2 separate regions of the Homo sapiens genome follow, and region 1 is linked to region 2. Evidence: read pairs that join two places in POLR2A ChIA-PET (ENCODE). Cell type or tissue: GM12878. All regions are shown on one strand. Each heading gives the region's core, and the rest is flanking DNA. Links, peaks and the distances in the headings are about the cores only. Region 1 overlaps CCDC126 (coiled-coil domain containing 126). Region 2 overlaps TRA2A (transformer 2 alpha homolog).

Region 1 (10,671 bases), core at 3,325-5,824, 130 kb after region 2:
CCCTGATCCTTAATAACCTGTAGTCTACTTTCTGTCTGTATACATATGCCTATTCTACATATTCTATATAAGTGGAATTGTACAATATTTGATTTGATTGATGTCTGGCTTATTTCACTTAGCATAACGTTTTCAAGGTTCATCTGTGTTGTAGCATGTATCAGAATGTCATTCCTTTTTCTGGCTGAATAATATTCCATTGTATTTACATATATACCACATTTTGTTTATCTGTTTATCTGTTGATGGACACTTGAGTTGTTTCTACCTTTTGACTGTTGTGAATAAACCTGAAATGAACATTGGTGTATAAGTATCCCTCTGAGCTCTGAATCCTTTTGGTTTTTTTTTTTTTTTTTTTTTTTGGTATATACCTAGGAGTGGAATTCCTAGGTCACATGGCAATTTTATGTTTAAGTTTTTGAGGAACTGGCAAACTCTTTTCCACAGCAGCTGCACCATTTTATATTCCCACCACTAATGTATGAGGGTTTCAGTTTCTCTGCATCCTTGCCAACACTTATTTTCCATTTCTTTGATGATAGCTATCCTAGTAAGTGTGAAATGGTATCTCATTGAGTTTTGGTTTGTATTTCCATAGTGGCCAGTGATATTGAACATCTTTTCATGTACTTACTGGCCATTTGCACATCTTCTTTAGAGAGTATCTATTCAAGTCCTTTGCCCATTTTAAAAATTGATTTATCTTTTTGTTCGTGAATTGTAAGAGATCTTTATATATTCTAGGTAGTAGATCTTTATCAAATTTATGGTTTGCAAATGTTTTCTCCCATTCTATAGGTTGTCTTTTCATTTTCTTGATTAATGTCCTTTTATGCACAAAAGTTTTAAATATCGATGAAGTCCAGTTTATCTATTTTCTCTTTTGTTGCTTGTGCTTTTCTGATAGAACCATCAGCACATTTATCAGTTGTTAGATGATTTCTCTCCTGGTGATCCCGGATTAGGGCTTGGGCTCATTTTTTGGTCCAGGATCAACAAAAATAACAGTATTCGTTGTCACTAACTGAGTACCTAATATATGCTAGGTGATTCTGGGAAACCTGAGAAAGAGAATTCTAAGGCAGAAAAGCCTCATAATTTTATTCTTGTCAAGTAAAGTTTACTGAAACTCCATAACATTACAAAGAGGTTAGAAGATAGTCTTCCCCACCATTTTTCTGCAGGAAATTTAAGTCAGAACTACTGCTAGTGTCCTACTGCACTGAACAGGTTCCTGGCATTTGCACTGGACCCTAGGCTCCCCCACAACTCCACCCCTGTGGAGGTTCTCGATTTCTGTATTTCATGGACTCTCTTTCTTAGCTAGCTTTTTAGTTTACCAGCTTAGTCTGTGTTTTTTTGGTTTTTTGTTTTTTGAGAGGGAGTCTTGCTCTGTCGCCCAGGCTGGAGTGCAGTGGCGCTATCTCTGCTCACTGCAAGCTCTGCCTCCCCGGTTCAAGGGATTCTCCTGCCTCAGCCTCCCAAGTAGCTGGGACCACGGGCGCATGCCACCAGGCCCGGCTAATTTTTTTATATTTTTAGTAGAGACGGGGTTTCACCGTGTTAGACAGGATGGTCTCAATCTCCTGACCTCGTGATCCCGCCCGCCTCAGCCTCCCAAAATGCTGGGATTACAGGTCTGTGGTAGTTTTTACAAAATGCTTAAGAAACTCAAGGTAAATGAGTTACTCACAGCGGGACTAACATTTTGAACCAGACTTTAAAATCCATTATATCGCACTAGAAAAGCGAGAGTTTCCCCCACATTTACAACTCTGAAATTCCTTTTGGAAACTCTGTAAATGATGTTGTTGATTTAAAAATTAGGGCCAGGAGCAGTGGCTGACACCTGTAATCCTAGCACTTTGGGAGGCCGAGGAGTGCGGATCACCTGAGGTCAGGAGTTCAAGAGCAGCCCGGCCAACGTGGTAAAATCCTGTCTCCACTAAAAATACAAAAATTAGCTGGGCGTGGTGGTGGGCGCCTGTAATCCCAGCTAATCAGGAGGCTGAGGCACGAGAATCGCTGGAACCCAGGAGGTGGAGGCTGCAGCGAGCCGAGATCATGCCACTGCACTCCAGCCTGGGAGACAGAGGGAAACTCCATCTCAAAAAAAAAAAAAAATTAGGCTTTTCCTATTTGTAGTATGAGTGCATTCTCTCTAGTACATTTTCCCTCAGATGACCCAGTAGTTGTTCACCTTTTTCCTTCAAACTGTAAAAACACAAAAATGAAGAGCTCTATTAATGTTAATTTTATTCTGATTTATTCCCCTAGCGGATCTGAAAAGAACAATTGCTGTCCTTCTGGATGACATTTTGCAACGATTGGTGAAGCTGGAGAACAAAGTTGACTATATTGTTGTGAATGGCTCAGCAGCCAACACCACCAATGGTACTAGTGGGAATTTGGTGCCAGTAACCACAAATAAAAGAACGAATGTCTCGGGCAGTATCAGATAGCAGTTGAAAATCACCTTGTGCTGCTCCATCCACTGTGGATTATATCCTATGGCAGAAAAGCTTTATAATTGCTGGCTTAGGACAGAGCAATACTTTACAATAAAAGCTCTACACATTTTCAAGGAGTATGCTGGATTCATGGAACTCTAATTCTGTACATAAAAATTTTAAAGTTATTTGTTTGCTTTCAGGCAAGTCTGTTCAATGCTGTACTATGTCCTTAAAGAGAATTTGGTAATTTGGTTGATGTGGTAAGCAGATAGGTGAGTTTTGTATAAATCTTTTGTGTTTGAGATCAAGCTGAAATGAAAACACTGAAAAACATGGATTCATTTCTATAACACATTTATTTAAGTATATAACACGTTTTTTGGACAAGTGAAGAATGTTTAATCATTCTGTCATTTGTTCTCAATAGATGTAACTGTTAGACTACGGCTATTTGAAAAAATGTGCTTATTGTACTATATTTTGTTATTCCAATTATGAGCAGAGAAAGGAAATATAATGTTGAAAATAATGTTTTGAAATCATGACCCAAAGAATGTATTGATTTGCACTATCCTTCAGAATAACTGAAGGTTAATTATTGTATATTTTTAAAAATTACACTTATAAGAGTATAATCTTGAAATGGGTAGCAGCCACTGTCCATTACCTATCGTAAACATTGGGGCAATTTAATAACAGCATTAAAATAGTTGTAAACTCTAATCTTATACTTATTGAAGAATAAAAGATATTTTTATGATGAGAGTAACAATAAAGTATTCATGATTTTTCACATACATGAATGTTCATTTAAAAGTTTAATCCTTTGAGTGTCTATGCTATCAGGAAAGCACATTATTTCCATATTTGGGTTAATTTTGCTTTTATTATATTGGTCTAGGAGGAAGGGACTTTGGAGAATGGAACTCTTGAGGACTTTAGCCAGGTGTATATAATAAAGGTACTTTTGTGCTGCATTAAATTGCTTGGAAAATGTTAACATTATATTATATAAGAGTATCCTTTATGAAATTTTGAATTTGTATAACAGATGCATTAGATATTCATTTTATATAATGGCCACTTAAAATAAGAACATTTAAAATATAAACTATGAAGATTGACTATCTTTTCAGGAAAAAAGCTGTATATAGCACAGGGAACCCTAATCTTGGGTAATTCTAGTATAAAACAAATTATACTTTTATTTAAATTTCCCTTGTAGCAAATCTAATTGCCACATGGTGCCCTATATTTCATAGTATTTATTCTCTATAGTAACTGCTTAAGTGCAGCTAGCTTCTAGATTTAGACTATATAGAATTTAGATATTGTATTGTTCGTCATTATAATATGCTACCACATGTAGCAATAATTACAATATTTTATTAAAATAAATATGTGAAATATTGTTTCATGAAAGACAGATTTCCAAATCTCTCTTCTCTTCTCTGTACTGTCTACCTTTATGTGAAGAAATTAATTATATGCCATTGCCAGGTAGAAGTTTGGAATAATTGTTTAGTCTCTCCTATTAGATGTGGACATTTTTGTTTTTGTTTTTGTTTTCAGGGATGAAATAAAATATATTATTTCTACCTACAAAGTATTACAGTCTTTTTTCTTTAATGTTGGTTGTGCATTTAATAAATGATAAATGGTTAAAAGGAATCTTAAGAAAAATTCGGTTTTGTTTCAATTCCAGATAACTTTTCCAAAAGAGAAAAATTGAAGGTTACCCAATAGTGCCTCTCATTTGATACTAGGGTAGGAGAGTCTGAGTGCAGAGATAGATTGGAGAACTAAGGCTTGACTTCTTAAAAATCAACAGTAAACTGATAATCTGAAATGGGTATGAGCTTCATTTAAAAATCAACAGTAGACTGTTGATTTTTAAGAAGTCAAGCCTTAGTATTTATATCTTCAGTTAATCTTAATTTGGACATTAGCACGGAGGGCATCACTAAAGGTACTAAAAACTTGCAAACTTTTATCAGGGTGTCTTTGGGTTTACTTTAAGCAAATATATGAATTAAAAAGTAATTTAAACATTATTTCAGGTAGTTAATGATAACTTAGGTCTCAGTTTTCAAGAAACACTTATGATTTTGACTCTGGAGTTACACAGACTGTAGAGACTCAAGTTTGCTTTTTAATGACCATATTACTTTTTTTGAATTTATAGAAATTTGTCTCATCTCAGTTATGCCTTGGAAACCTAAAGTGTTAGCAGCTTACACAGGAACCTCAGTCACAGTTTTGGTTTAAATGTAAACAATGTTCTGTTTTTAACCAAACACTTTGAGCTGAGTAGCTTATTAATATAGTTACCATTTTTTCCCCTTTCTCTTATAGAAGTATCTACCTGAAAAGGGAGCATGATGTAATGAAACAGACCAAAAAATATGTAGTTAATTGAAACCATTTTTCTCCCATAATTGAAAGTGCTGAATGATTCTTAAGAACTTTTTGTTTAGGGGACTGGTATTGCTCATGTAGTCTCAGCTACTCAGGGGCTGAGGCAGGAGGACTGCTTGAGCCTGGGAAGTGGAGGCTGCAGTGAGCCATGATTGCACTACTGCACTCCAGCCTGGGCGACAGAGCAAGATGCTGTCTCAAAACAGTAACAACAACAACAAACCAGGAGAAACAATGAGAATATAGAGAAGCACAATGGGAAAAAGTCTGAAATGTTTCTACCCAGGGATAACTACTGTTGATATTTTAGTAGATAAATGTGAATCTGATCTCCCCTCCCCACACTCTCTATTGACTTCCTATTTCTACTTAAAATCCAAAGTTCCCACTGTGGCCTTCAAAGCCCTAATGTGCTCCTGGATGCCTCCAGACCTCATTTCTTACCACCCTCCTCCTTCCCAATTCCTGTTCAGTCATACTGTCTTGTCCTTCCTAGGACATACCAAGCATTCTTTTGCCTCAGTAACTTCAAACATGATATTCCTCTACCTGCCACCACTCTTAACCCCAGATAACTTCATGGTTCCCTCCCAAACAGCATTCAGGTGTTCATTCAAATGTTACTTCTTAAGGGAAGTCATCTTTGACCACCTTCCTAAAATACTAGGCCTCAGCACGCTTAGCCATTTTACTTTTCTTTGTAGTTCTGATATACTCTACTTTAAATGGTATATTAACTTATTTTGTTTTCTCTCATGTTTCTTAGAATATAAACTCCATGGAGGCAAGGAGTTCATTTTGTTCATTTATGTAACCTGGGCATTTACAACTGTGTCTAGCTCATAATAGGTACCCAATTAATATTTGTTAAAACAATGAGTTACTAAACCCATTCTATACTTTTTTTGCTTTGTGCATATATACGTATGTTTTAAAAATAGTATACTTTTTTTGTACCATGTAGGATGAATTTCTTTCTAAGTCAGAAGGTAAATAACTTTCATAGTTATTCCATTGTGTGGCTATATCACATTGGTATATCTTTCTCTTAATTATTAAGCATTTTGGTTGCAGAGAAAAGATTTAGCCTGAGGTGTGAGACAGGTCTAAAGAGAAGTGGGAAGTCAATAGAGTGTGGGGAGGGGAAATTAGACTCACATTCACACTCTTTTTATGCTTCATGCTGTTACTGTTATTTTAGATGTTGGAGGTAACATAACAAAATATGATTAATACCCATATGGGGGAGACAAAGCGGTGAAATATCTCCACTTGTATCGATATATAAGGACATAGAAAATCCAAAATAGGTGTTCATCCTCAGACTTTGTTTTATATCAAGAGCAGCAGGCTAGAAGCATTTTGCAGCATAGGGAGAAGACTGGGAATAAAATGTGCAATGGCTAGTTCATAATTTTGTTTGAGAGTGGGGAGGAGATTGAGTAGTGGTCAGACTTTTGCTTGAAATCAGATTGAGTTTGTCGCTTTTGGCTTAAATGAATCAATAATATTAGTGTGCATTTAAGTAAGGAAGTTAGGACATGAAGATTTAAAAAAAAATTATTGTTCTTCAGATGTTACCAGTATCAGTACGTTTCACATATCTTTTCAGATGAGTTTTGGACCTCCATTGAGTCCTTCATAGGGCAAGTGTAACTTCACACTGCTTTTAAGTGTTGGTTAGCAGCATAATCTATTTGAATAAATCACTGTTTTTAACTTAACCTTCTTTGGTGCTTAATTCATCCACCCACTCTCCCACCCTTTCTTTACTAATTATTCAGGCAAAGAAATAAACTTTCTGAGGAATCTATGGAGGGGAGAGGGTGATACAGTTGATGTGATATCAAGGCTTGGGGAGAGGAAACATTTTTGTGATTGTTTCTATGCAAAAACGGCATTATTTTAATATAGAAAATATTGTTTAGAAGTTGTTTTAAAATACCTTAGATTTTTAGAATGGAGGTTGGGAAAATTTGGTTCTTCCAGCAATTTAATGGTATGACTGTGGGCAAGTATGTATGTGCTTTCTTTTCTTTGTTTTTTCTGAGATAGGTTCTTGCTCAATTGCCCAGGCTAGAGTAGAGTGGCGCAATTGGCTCACTGCAGCCTGGACCTCCTGGGCTCAAGCAGTTCTCCCACCTCAGCCCCCAGAGTAGCTGGGACTACAGGCATGCGTCACCATGGCCAGATATTTAATAATTTTTTATGTTTCTTTTTTTTTTTTGAGACGGAGTCTTGCTCTGTTGCCCAGGCTAGAGTGCAGTGGCGCAATCTTGGCTCACTGCAACCTCTGCCTCCCGGGTTCAAACAATTCTCCTGCCTCAGCCTCCCAAGTAGCTGGAATTACAGGCACATGCCACCACACCTGGCTAATTTTTTATATTTTTAGTAGAGACAGGGTTTCACTATGTTAGCCAGGATGGTCTCGATCTCCTGACCTCGTGATCCACCCGCCTCAGCCTCCCAAAGTGTTGGGATGACAGGCGTGAGCCACCGCGCCCGGCCTTTTTTTTTGAGATGGAGTCTTGCTCTGTCGCCCAGGCTGGAGTGCAGTGGCGCAATCTTTGCTCACTGCAAGCCCCACCACCTGGGTTCACACCATTCTCCTGCCTCAGCCTCCCGAGTAGCTGGGACTACAGGCGCCCGCCACCACGCCTGGCTAATTTTTTGTGTTTTTAGTAGAGACAGGGTTTCACCGCATTAGCCAGGATGGTCTCGATCTCCTGACCTCGTGATCTGCCTCCCTTGGCCTCCGAAAGTGCTGGGATTACAGGCGTGAGCCATCGTGCCAGCCGATTGTTTATGTTTTGTAGAGATGGGGTCTCGCTGTTTTGCTCAGGTTGGTTTCGAACTCCTGGGCTCAAGCCATCCTCCCTCCTCCCACCTCTGCTTCCCAAAGTGTTGGGATTACAGGTATGAACCACCACACCTGGCCATGTGTGTACTTTCTGATTTGGTGTCTCCGGCTCCAAATCATTGGTAATGTCTATCCTATGTGACTACATGGAGTTTTGGTAACATAAGCATATGTGTTTAAAACCCTTTGAATTCTTAAGGAGAAAATATATAAAAGAATTATCAGATTGTTCACCTCAAGTTTATGAGGACTTGCACAAATAGTGTTCAATATGTATTTGTTATATGAGAAAAGGCATCTTTGGAATAGCAAATATAAAGCAATATAAAGATATTTCATGGTCCTACAGTTCTTAGACTGTATCACAACACAGTCCAAATCCAGTATTTCTAAAAAACCTTAAGGACTGCATAGTACCGTGTTTCAAAGGTATGTTACAATCCGTTAGATGTTATCAATTTAGTGGGTTGTGATTAGCATTTTAAAGCAATGGAATGTGAAATATCATGAGCTTTAAATTGGGGCCAGTAAGAAAAACAGAAAAATTCAATTATAAGTAAAAAGGGTAAATGTTTCCTGAAGTTTCAGTTCAACTGTGTGTGTGTGTGTGTGTGTGTGTGTGTGTGTGTGTACTGGGTCATGAAATAAAATGTATTCCTTAGATAAGTTAAAGTTTTATAAGCCATTGACCCAGTATAGTTATACAGATTATAATTTACACAGTGCTGTTCTCATTTTGCTTGATTTAAGAAAACAAAATAATGGATGTAGAAGGGACTATTTTTCTAGTGGAGGAGGTAATTAGAAGAAACTAAAATACACCTGCTTTACTAATAAGCTCAGGTCATGTTCTGGGCGACTCTTGGTCAAATATTTTTGAAGACTTTCCCCCTTCGCTCATACTATGCAATTAATGATTTCTCTCATTTCTTATGAGAAAAAAATGGAATTGTCAAATTTTTAACTGTCAACTGACATGTGTTTGTTTGTTTGTTTATTTTTTGAGATAGAGTTTCACTCTTGTTGCCCAGGCTGTAGTGCAATGGTGCAATCTTGGCGCACCGCAACCTCCGCCTCCTGGGTTCAAGGGATTCTCCTGTGTCAGCCTCCTGAGTAGCTGGGATTACAGGCATGCGCCACCACGCCCAGCTAGTTTTATATTTTTAGTAGGGACGGGGTTTCTCCATGTTGGTCAGGCTGGTCTCCAACTCCCAACCTCAGGTAATCTGCCCGCCTCGGCCTCACAAAGTGCTGGGATTACAGGCGTGAGCCACGACGCCCGGCCTCAACTAACATTCTAAAAGTCACACTAAGAATTGTGAACACCCTACCCTGAAGACAAATTATATGTGTTGCTTAACAGGAATGAAAATTTGTAATGTTTTAAAAAATCCCTGTGTCAAGTTCCTCTTCAAATTATGCTTACTTGCTACTTAATATATCAACTTAGAGAAAGCTTCCTTACTAACTTGCTTCAAATGAGGCAATAGCGCTCAAATTTTTTTCAACATTTTATGAAATATTTCAGGCATGCAGCAAAATTGAAAAAAATGTCAGTGAACACACATCAGATTATGTATAATATATATATAATCCCCTGAGTAGCTGAGATTACCTGTGCATGCCACCATGCCTGGCTAATTTTTGTATTTTTGGCAGAGATGGGGTTTCACCATGTTGGCCAGGCTGGTCTCAAACTCCTGACCTTTATGTGATCTGCCTGCCTTATCCTCCCAAAGTGCTAGTTTTTAAATTATACTCCACCACAGCTACTAATCCATTTTTTTTATGCTTTTCAAAACAAATTACAGACATCAGTACACTTCCCCATAAATAATTTAGCATGTAAATCATTAGCAAATTTGGTATTTGTTTAAGGTTTTCTTCTTTCGATGTAAAAGTAAAAAGCACAAATTTTAAGTATGCACTAGCTGAGTTTTGACAAATGCATTGACCTGCTACTCAGACTCCTATAGATATAGACCATTACCGTTACACCGAAAAGGCCCCTCATACTCTTCCTAGTCAATTCTCACCTCTCTTCCCACAAGGCAAAATTTTCCGCTGTAGATTTGTTTTGCCTATTTTAGAATTTCACGTAAATGCTATCATAAAACATGTATTATCATGTCTGGCAGCTTTCACTCATCAGTTTTTGGTATTCATTCACATTGTTTCATGTGTCAGTAATTTATTGCTGAGTTGTGTTTCGTCGTATGAATCTGACATAGTTTGTATATCCATTCTCCTATTGATGAACACCTGGGCTATTTCTAATGTTTGGCTATCATGAATAAAGCTGATATGAACATTCTAATAGAAGCCTTCCTGTGAATTTAAGCTTTCATGTCTTTTGGATAAATATCTAGGGGTCAAATTACTGGATCATAGGATAATTGCATTAAGAAATGCACCTTTTCCAAATGATCTTTCCCCAAAGTGTTTGTGCCATTTTACATTCCCAATGATTGGATGTCTCCATATTCCCTCATTCCCAGGGTAGGTAAAAGGTAATAGAAGGGTCATAATACCTCCTTCCATCAGGGAAATGCAAAATATTGTCTTTAAAACAGAGAATAAAGGTACTAGTAGAATGACTTTTTGATCAGTCACTGTCTTTTGGTGTCCCCAAACTTGTTTGTTAATTGTAATATAAAGAAAGTGGCTGGGTGTGGTGGCTCACGCCTGTAATCCTAGCACTTTGGGAGGCCGAGGTGGGTGGATCACCTGAGGTCAGGAGTTCAAGACCAGCCTGACCAACATGGTGAAACCCTGTCTCTACTTAAAAATACAAAAAATTAGCAGGGTGTGGTGGCGGGTACCTGTAATCCCAGCTATTCAGGAGGCTGAGGCAGGAGAATCGCTTGAACCTGGGAGGTGGAAGTTGCAGTGAGCTGAGATCACACCATTGCACTCCAGCCTGGGCAACAAAAGCAA
Region 2 (10,671 bases), core at 4,967-7,466:
CTTGTGATCCTCCTGCCTTGGCCTCCCAAAGTGCTGGGATTACAGGCGTAAGCCACCACGCCTGGCCTGCATGCATTTATTTTTGTAGAGACAAGATCTGTTGCCCAGGCTGGTCTCTTAACTCGTGGCCTCAAGTGGCCTTCCCACCTCAGCCTCCCAAATAGCATGAGCCGCCTTGCACAGCCTAATTCTTGAAGATAAGAGTTGTCTCTTTGGTCTCTTTGAAAAGAACTCTGAGAGTATTATTTGTTTCTGGGACAATTTTTTTTTCCTATTCTCTCACACACATATATATATTTGTAGAGACCAAGTCTCCCTATGTTTCCCCAGGCTGGTCTCAAACTCCTGGGCTCAAGTAAATCCTCTTGCCAAAGTGCTGGGATTAGAGGCATGAGCCACCACACCCGGTCCAATTTTTAAAAAGAACTTTACATCACATAAATGTCTGCAAAAGCAAAGCTGCAACAAATTTAACACATCTTCCATTTGAAGTTCCAAAAATCAAAATTCTCTAAGTTGATCTCCCTGCACCCCATCCTAAGCACCCCCCAAAAAAACACACACAAAATCTCTAAGTACTTCTTACTAAAACAGGGTGAGGAGCTTATATTATTATCTTCACCATATGCACACTAATAACTTTGAAACTTCAGTGAAATTTTCAGAATCAGGGAGAAGTTAGTCAAAAAGGAATACAAATTTTAAAAAGATTTTAAAAATCACTTTAGGCTGGGCGCGATGGCTCACACCTGTACTCCCAGCACTTTGGGAGGCCAAGATGGGGGGATCATGAGGTATCAAGAGATCAAGACCATCCTGGCCAACATGGTGAAACCCCATCTCTACTAAAAATACAAAAATTAGCTGGGTGTGGTGGCATGCACCTATAGTCCTAGCTACTCGGGAGGCAGAGGCAGAATTGCTTGAACCCGGGAGGCAGAGGTTGCAGTGAGCCGAGATTGTGCCACTGCCCTCCAGCCTGGCAACAGAGCAAGACTCCGTCTCAAAAAAAAAAAATCACTTTAGCCAAGTGAAGTGGCTCATGCCTGTAATCCTGGCACTTTGGGGAGGCCAAATCACTTGAGGTCCAGAGTTTGAGGCTAGCCTGGGCAATGGGGCAAAACCCCGTCTCTACCAAAAAATACAAAAATTAGCCGGGCATGGTGGTGCGCACCTGTTGTCCCAGCTACTCGGGAGGCTAAGGTGGGAAGATCACTTGAGCCTGGGAGGCGGAAGTTGCAGTGAGCTGAGATCGTGCCACCACACTCCAGCCTAGGCGACAGGGCAAAGAGCAAGACCTCATCTCCAAACAAACAAAGAAACAACAAACAAACAACAAAAAAAGAAAAAAATCAAATCACTTCAGATTGCCTGTCCCTAAAGACTGGAGACAGTCTCAGCCATACAGAAGAAACCATACAACATGCCTGTGTTAGCTGAGAATTCAGCCTGGGCAACTGAAAAGAGAAACTGTGATTTAGCTGACAAGCCTCGTCACCCCGCTCCTTAAGTAACATATTGTCACCTAGTGAACTAAAAGGAACTTCTAATCCTGCCACTAAGTAACTGCTCCTGTCTTTAAAGTTGCCAGTTAAGCTTTTTTTTCTTTTCTTTTTGAGATGAAGTGGAGTCTCACTCTGTTGCCCAGGCTGGAGTGAAGTGGCACAAACTTAGCTCACTGCAACCTCCGCCTCCTAGGTTCAAGCAATTCTCCTGCCTCAGCCTCCCGAGTAGCTTGGGGTTACAGGCGCTTGCCACAATGCCCGGCTAATTTTTGTATTTTAGCAGATGGGGTTTCACCCTGTTGGCCAGGCTGGTCTTGAACTCCTGACCTCAGGTGATCTGCCCGCCTCAGCCTCCCGAAGTGCTGGGATTACAAGGTGCGAGCCACTGTGCCCGGCCTGCCATTTTAGTTTTATCCAGAAGTGGAAGGGGACAGGTGGAATCAAGAGATAAACACGTTTCACATTAAAAAATATTAATAATAAAAAAATTACACTGTTCTGGCTTGCATTTTGCAACTTTTACTTCAGCTCAGATATCCTAGTATTTCTAAATTGATAACATGTATCTCTTAATTGAGAAAAGGAATATATAAATCACAAATACGTAACAGTAAAAAAAAAAATCATAAGACTGACAAATTAAGGCATTAAACTGCCTGTGACATAAATGACTTAAAAACTAAAGTACTAGTTTGTTAGAGTTATCCGGGGTTTCTCAACCTTAGCACTATTGACATTTTGAGACTGATTCTATGTTATGGGGTGCCAGCTTGTGTACTGTATGGTTATTTAGCAGTGTTCCTGGCTTCTACCCACCAGATGCCAAGAACTTACTGTTTTTAAAAGATAGCCTTATTTGGCCAGGCGCGGTGGCTCACACCTGTAATTCCAACACCTTGGGAGGCTGAGGCGGGTGGATCACGAGGTCAGGAGATTGAGATCATCCTGGCTAACACAGTGAAACCCTGCCTCTACTAAAAATACAAAAAATTAGCTGGACATGGTGGCGGGCGTCTGTAGTCCCAGCTACTCGGGAGGCTGAGGCAGGAGAATGGCATGAACCCGGGAGGTAGAGCTTGCAGTGAGCTGAGATCGCGCCACTGCACTCCAGCCTGGGCGACAGAGCGAGACTCCATCTCAAAAAAAAAAAAAAAAAAAAAAAAAAAAAAAAAAAAAAAAGAAAAGAAAAGAAAAGAAAAACACCCTGATTATTAAGGTCTAATAAAACTTCCAGATATATACAAATATATATATATTAATTTAAAAGACAGAAGGTCTAACAAAACTAAAAGTATTGAGCTTCAAATTCTTTAAAATGCAATTTTCTAAATCAATTACTATCAACTTTTAGTAAAGAGTAAGCGAGCCTAGGCCAGGTATGGTGGTTCACATCAGTAATTCTAGCACCTTGGGAAGCCAAGGCAGGAGGAACAGTTGAGGCCAGGAGTTGTTCCGAGACCAGCCTAAGCAACACAGCAAGACTCCCTGCAAAAACTTAAAGCAAGCCTACCACTTCCTTTATAATACCGAACATGTTAGAATAGCACTATTTCAAGTCATTGACATTGATTAGTTCATTGTGTTAGGCAAGTTAAGAATAGCACTAAAAAATTATCAATTCTTTCCATGTACTATTTTTCAATTATTGAACACACTGATAAATGAACATTTAGAGAATAGAAAAACAAGTTCCTTCCTCATTATAGACACAAAATTAAACATATCAAACCCACACATCAGAATTATTTTTTAAAAGTTAATGTAATCATCTGTTTGGAGCATCATTATGGCTTATTCAAAAGAGAACACTTACACATATACTTTTTCCATTAATTTAAACACATATAGCTCACTTTACACAGCCAGATTTCAATTAGGATATGCCTATAGCAGAGAGCATAACCAAAAAAAGTGAAACTGTAGTCACTCCAATTGTTAACACTGAGAGGCAGAGTTTGAATCAGGTCAAAATTAGAAAGGACACAACAGGCCATGTATGATGGCTCATGCCTGTAAACCCAGCATTCTGGGAGGATCACTTGAGGCCAGGAGTTCGAGATCAGCCTGGGCAACATAGTGAGACCTCATCTCTACAACAAAAAATTATCTGGGCATGGTGGCCCACACTTGTAGTGTCTGCTACTCAGGAGGCTGAGGTAGGAGGACTGCTTGAGCCCAGGAGGTCGAGGCTGCACTCCAGCCTGGGCAACAGAGCAAAATCAGCAAGATCCTATCTTTTTTTTTTGAGACGGAGTCTCACTGTGTCGCCCAGGCTGGAGTACAGTGGCGCAATCTCGGCTCACTGTAAGCTCTGCCTCCCGGGTTCGCGCCATTCTCCTGCCTCAGACTCCCGAGTAGCTGGGACTACAAGCGCCGGCCACCACGCCTGGCTAATTGTTTGTATTTTTAGTAGAGACGGGGTTTCACCGTGTTAGCCAGGATAGTCTCGATCTCCTGACCTCGTGATCCACCTGCCTCGGCCTCCCAAAGTGCTGGGATTACAGACATGAGCCACCGCGCCTGGACGCAAGATCCTATCTTTAAAAAAAAAAAAAAGAAAAAAAGGAAGAAAAAAGGATGCAATGTTTACAGAAATAAGTCTATTAATCAACTTTTCACACTAATTCAGTACTATAATCAGGCATATAAAAGACAAATTTACCTCCTTTGAGTCATCTATTCTCTCAAAATACACAAAAGCAAATCCTCGAGATCGCCCAGTTCGCTGATCATAAACCACATTGACACCACTCAATGGTCCATATCGAGAAAATACTTCACGAAGATCCCTCTCTGTTGTGTACAAACTGAGGCCAAACACTCCAAGGCAAGTGTTGGGATCTGGATTTGCCTATTGAATGGAAATATTATTTAAAACTCCAAATTAAAATCAAAATCAAAGAAACACAGAAATACTTTGTTTAGAACACCTCATCTAATACACAATAAATATATTGTTTCTAATAATTTGGAGATAAGATTTTAAGAGAACTAGAGCAGATGAGCCATATTTTACAATTCACAGTACACCCAAGGCCTTCTTTGGGATATGCTTTCTGTCTATAGCCTGAATTAAAATGTTCTTACTCTCCAGCCCAGCAATGTTCATAATGTATCCTGAAAATCTTGTAATCCCAGCATTTTGGGAGGCTGAGGTGGGTGGATCACCTGAGGTTAGGAGTTCGAGACCAGCCTGGCCAACATGGTGAAACCCCATCTCTACTAAAAATACAAAAATTAGCTGGGCATGGTGGCCGGCGCCTGTAATCCCAGCTACTCCAGAGGCTGAGGCAGGAGAATCGCTTGAATCCAGAAGGTGGAGGTTGCAGTGAGCCAAGATCGAGCCATTGCACTCCAGCCTAGGCGACAAGAGTGTTAGAAATGTTTGTTTCTCGGTGTTGTAAAGAAATAGCACTTGAACATACATTTTTTTAGTAAGGCCATTTTTATTTTCTGTAGAAAGGGTACGCTTGTCAGCAGTTTTGTCACAAGAGTACACTGAACAAAGGAGACAGGGTCATTTATAATCTGACGTGTCTACCTTACTGTTGTGTCTGTTTTTTATTGGCTGGAATGGGACTTCACATTCTGATTTGTCTTGATTGGCTAGTAACTTCAAACTTTTTAAAAGAGGCAAAGGCGGAGGAGAACAAAGGAAGGAGGAAGTAATTTGTGGAATGTTGAGAAAGGTAAAAACACCTTTAAATAAGGAAGAGGAACAGGCTATGACCTAATGCTTGTTTGGACCAGTATAAGCATGTTAGGGCAAATACTTAGGCTAAATTGTGGGAGCTAAGAACATAAAGTACATTGATTTTTTTACTACGGCTAGTAGATTTTTTTTTTTTTTTTTGAGACGGAGTTTCACTCTTGTTGCCCAGGCTGGAGGGCAATGGTGCGATCTTGGCTCACCGCAACCTCCACCTCCCGAGGTCCAGCCATTCTCCTGCTTCAGCCTCCCAAGTAGACGGGATTACAGGCATGCACCACCACCCCCAGCTAATTTTGTATTTTTAAGTAGAGATGGGGTTTCTCCATGTTGGTCAGCCTGGTCTCCAACTCCCAACCTCAGGTGATCCACCCCACCCGGCCTAGCAGATATTTAAGAATGTTAGCACAGCTCTTTGAATAAATTTTGCTTCTAAGAGAAATTATTATCTATTTCTAATTAGATGGGGAGGAAAATCTCTTTGAACAACCTTTACTTTTTATAAGAGTGAAACTCCGTCTCACTTATAAAAAAAAAGTATCCTCAGTTTAATACCATCTTTCTAGTTAATTCAAATGCTTTACATCCCTTACAGATTTGTACTTAATCTGACTTCATCTGTAATTGTTGATTTAGACCTCCTCTCCTCCATTTTCTTTCTTTTTTTTTTCTGAGACAGGGCCTCACTCTCTTGCCCAAGCTGGAGTTTACTGGCCTGATCATGGCTCACTGCAGCCTTGGCCTCCTTGGGCTCAGGGAATCCTCCCATCTCAGCCTCCCAAGTAGTCGGGATTACAAGCGTGAGCCAATATGCCTGGCCCATTTTCATTCTTTAGCGAGGATATTCTTTCAGTGTTCCCACAATCCAGATTTTAGAAATAAATTTACAGATTTCAAAACATTAAATAATGACATGCTCCACCACAGTTTAAGTTAGTATCCTGTGGGAGAAGCATAGTACAGCATGCAAACATGTTCTAAGAACTTTAGAGCCCGGCTGCCTGGTTGAAACCTAGACTGCTAGTTAGCAAAAACTAAACCAAAACCAAAACTAAAACTCCTTCAATGTCATACATCCAAGACTCAATTTTTTTTATATATAACATAACTTGCCTCACAGAAATGTTAAAAGCTTTAAGTGTACTGAATAAAAGTGTTAGCTATGATTACTACAAAGTTTTTAATATTTCTTTGACCCCCTTACCCCATCAAAAAACTTTGAATATAACCCAGTATTCCCAACTCAATTTATGCTTTTCACTTGAATTCGTGGAACATATTTCTTTTTTTTTTTTTTTTTTTTTTTTGAGACGGAGTCTCGCTCTGTCGCCCAGGCTGGAGTGCAGTGGCGCCATCTCGGCTCACTGCAAGCTCTGCCTCCCGGGTTCACACCATTCTCCTGCCTCAGCCTCCGGAGTAGCTGGGACTACAGGCGTCTGCAACCGTGCCCAGCTAATTTTTTGTATTTTTAGTAGAGACAGGGTTTCACCGTGGTCTCGATCTCCTGACCTCGTGATCCGCCCACCTCGGCCTCCCAAAGTGCTGGGATTACAAGTGTGAGCCACCACGCCCGGCCGGAACATATTTCTTCCCAAATTTCATCTCCTTTTCTTTTTTTGAGACAGAGTCTCGCTCTGTCTCCCAGGCCAGTCTGGAATGCAGTGGCACAATCTCGGCTCACTGCAACCTCCACCTCCTGGGTTCAAGGGATTCTCCAGCCTCAGCCTCTCAAGTAGTTGAGATTACAGGCGTAAGCCACCACGCCTGGCTAATTTTTGTATTTTTAGCAGAGATGGGGTTTCACCATGTTGGCCAGGCTGGTCTCGAACTCCTGACCTTAGGTGACCCACACCCTTTGGCCTCCCAAAGTGCTGGGATTACAGGTGTGAGCCACCACGCCCAGCCTTCATGTCCTTTTTACTCAAACGTCATGAAAAGAAAAATATACTCCCGGCCAGGCATGGTAGCTCACGCCTGTAACCCCAGCACTTTGGGAGGCCAAGGCAGGTGGATCACCTGAGGTCAGGAGTTTGAGACCAGAGGGGTCAACATGGTGAAACCCCATTTCTAAAAACACAAAAATTAGCTGGGTGTGGTGGTGCACACCTGCAACCCCAGCTATTCAGGAGGCTAAGGCCGCAGTGAGTCGAAATTGCACCCCTGCACTCCAGCCTGGGAGACAGAGTAAGACTTTGTCTAAAAAAAAGAAAATATACTTCCTTTGCATTCTTTGTCATAAAACATGGTAAGCTTACGAAAGATGGTGGCATTTCCTTTACTTTGAAAGCTAAAGCAGCTTATTAAGGATGTTTCCAGAGTATCACTTCTAAACAATGGCCAAGCTCCCCTAAAAGCAAGATATGCCATGACTAAACACATAAAAGAGAAAATAAGTCTTCATTAACTTTTATAAACCACGTACCCTGCTGCCAGTATGTCTTCTCCGGTTAGACATTGGAGAATGGCTTCGGCTCCTTCGCCGCCGGTATTCTGGTGTATATGATCTACTTCGAGATCGTCTCCTATGAGAGTGAGAGTGGGATCTGGATCGAGTGTAACGTCTATGAGAATGTCTCCTTGACCTCGACCTTTGAGAGAAATACATTTAGGTAAAAATACTGAAACAAAATGGCTAAAGTCCTTCCCTCTTCCAAGAAGGTATACATATATCCCTAACTATTCTCAGGTCCTTCCTCCTTGCTTCTGAGGAAAGGGTATTCTTCCTTTGGTTCACTTAAGTCACTACATCTTCCACTCTTCTCAGTCAAGCCCCTCTACATTCACCCTTTTCACCTAACCTTACAAAAATGTTAAGGCCCCATCTTCTTTTAAAAAACAAAAAAAAAACAAAAAACAAAAACCCACTATTGCTATAAAATAAAATCGTGGCCGGGTGCGGTGGCTCATGCCTGTAATCCCAGCACTTTGGGAGGCCGACGCGAGCAGATCGCGAGATCAAGAGATCAAGACCATCCTGGCCAACATGTTGAAACCTCGTCTCTACTAAAAATACAAAAATTAGCCAGGTGTGGTGGCAGGCACCTGTAATTCCAGCTACTTGGGAGGCTGAGGCAGGAGAATCGCTTGAACCCAGGAGGCAGAGGTTGCAAGCCGAGATTGCGCCACCGCACTCCAGCATGGTAACAGAACGAGACTCTGTCTCAAATAAATAAATAAATCCTTTGATTCTTAGCTAAGTGCAGTGATGTGTGCTTATGTTCCCAGCTACATGGAAAGATGAAGCAAGAAAAATCACTTGGGGCCGGGCACGGTGGCTCATGCCTGTAATCCCAGCAACTTGTGAGGCCGAGGCGGGCGGATCACGAGGTCAGGAGATCGAGACCATCCTGGCTAACATGGTGAAACCCCTCTACTAAAAATACAAAAAATTAGCTGGGCATGGTGGCGGGCACCTGTAGTCCCAGCTACTTGGGAGGCTGAGGCAGGAAATGGCGCGAACCCAGAAGGCGGAGCTTGCAGTGGGCTGAGATTGTGCCACCGTACTCCAGCCTGGGCGACAGAGCAAGACTACGTCTCAAAAAAAAAAAAAAAAAAAAAAAAAAAGAGAGAAAGAAAGAAAAATCACTTGGGCCCAGGAGGACAAGTCTAGCCCAGGCAACATAGCAAGACTCCACACTTCTATTTTAAAAAAAAAAACAGAAACAAAGACAAAACAAAACAAAAAAAATCAGGCTGGGCGCAGTGGCTCATGCCTGTAATCCCAGTACTTTGGGAGGCCGAGGCAGGCAGATTACGAGGTCAAGAGATCGAGACCATCCTCGCCAACATGGTAAAACCCTGTCTCTACTAAAAATACAAAAATTAGCTGGGCGTGGTGGCGCACACCTGTCATCCCAGCTACTTGGGAGGCTGAGGCACGAGAATCACTTGAACCCGGGAGGTGGAGGCTGCAGTGAGCTGAGATCGTGCCACTGCACTCCAGCCTGGGAACAAGCACAAAACTCTGTCTCAACAAACAAACAAACAAACAAAATCCTTTTTGATTTTCTGCTACTTTCTCCATATAGTTCTTTGTCGCCCAGGCTGGAGTGCAGTGGCATGATCTCAGCTCACTGCAACCTCTCTCTCCCAGGCTCAAGAAATTCTTCCACCTCAGCTTCCCAGACAGCTAGGACTACAGGCATGCACCACCATGCCTGGCTAATTTTTATATTTTCTGTAGTGACAGGGTTTCGCCATGTTGCCCAGGCTGGTCTTGAAGTCCTGTTCAAGCAATTTGCCCACCTCGACCTCCCCAATTAAGCCAGTGTGCCTGGCCCATAAAGTTCTACATTCCCCTCTCTGCTAAGTATCATTTCCATTTCCAATTCTTCTTTAGCCTGCTGCAATCTAGTATCTGCTAAACTAATTCAACAACCACCTAAATGCCCATCAAAACTGGTAACATTTCTTTTTTTGGAGACAGAGTCTCACTTCTTCACCCAGGCTGGAGTGCAATGGCACAATCTCAGCTCACTGCAACCTCCGCCTTCTGGGTTCAAGTGATTCTCCTGCCTCAGCCTCCCAAGTAGCTGGGATTACAGGCACTTGCCAGCATGCCCAGCTAATTTTTGTGTTTTTAGTAGAGACGGGGTTTCCACCATGTTGGCCAGGTTGGTCTCGAACTCCTGACCTTGTGATCCACCCACCTCAGCCTCCCAAAGCACTGGGATTACAGGCATGAGCCACCGTGCCCAGCCCAAAACTGGTAACATTTCTGAGTCTTCATTTCTTGTTTTTTTTTTTTTTTCCCCCTTCTTGAGACAGAATCTCACTCTGTCACCCAGACTGGAGTGTGCAGTGGCCTGATCTTGGCTCACTGCAACCTCCACTTCCTGGGTTCAAGCGATTCTCCTGCCTCAGCCTCCCGAGTTCCTGGGAACTACGGGCCTGTGCCACCACACCTGGCAAATTTTTTGTATTTTTAGTAGAGACGGGGTCTCAACATGTTGGCCAGGATGGTCTAGAACTCCTGACCTCAAGTGATCCACCCCTCCTTGTGCTCCCAAAGTGCTGGGGTTATAGGCATGAGCCACCACACTCAGCCTAAGCCTTTACTTATTGATGCTTTCTATAACATTTCACTTGTCTACTGCTGCTTTTCTAGTTCCCAGTTGCTCTAATTCCCAGTTGCTTGCAGTCCTTTCTTTGCCTGTAAGACTAATCCGACAGGCCGGGCACGGTGGCTCACGCCTGTAATCCCAGCCCTTTGGGAGGCCGAGGCAGGCAGATCACAAGGTCAGGAGATCGAGACCATCGTGGCTAACATGATAAAACCCCGTCTCTATTAAAAATACAAAAAATTAGCTGGGTGTTGGTGGCGTGTGCCTGTAATCCCAGCTACTCGGGAGGCTGAGGCAAGAGAATCACTTGAACCAGAGAGGCAGACATTGCAGTGAGGCCACTGTACTCCAGCCTGGCGACAGAGTGAGACTCCGTCTTCAAAAAAAAGACTAA

Evidence for each region. ChIA-PET counts read pairs that join two places held together with the same protein. Peaks named below come from ENCODE experiments on the same cell type or tissue, not always from the same donor. Only the 100,000 strongest peaks of a DNase experiment are listed, where the experiment ranks them.
Region 1: POLR2A ChIA-PET joins it to region 2 with 7 read pairs; 2 of 35 experiments call an interaction of 5 or more read pairs at or near these places.

What each region holds. Positions count from the first base shown.
Region 1 is chr7:23,640,651-23,651,321 of GRCh38, forward strand. CCDC126 (coiled-coil domain containing 126) reads left to right here. Exons shown (of 4, transcript NM_138771.4): 4 at 2,281-4,058. The coding sequence ends at 2,465. Among named protein-coding and RNA genes, the nearest start is that of FAM221A, 34 kb to the right of the region's middle. In GM12878, for the core only: no CTCF peak of the experiment used is centred there; no DNase peak of the experiment used is centred there.
Region 2 is chr7:23,508,727-23,519,397 of GRCh38, forward strand. TRA2A (transformer 2 alpha homolog) reads right to left here. Exons shown (of 8, transcript NM_013293.5): 3 at 7,637-7,802; 4 at 4,168-4,356. Among named protein-coding and RNA genes, the nearest start is that of TRA2A, 18 kb to the right of the region's middle. In GM12878, for the core only: no CTCF peak of the experiment used is centred there; a DNase peak (open chromatin) is centred at 6,187.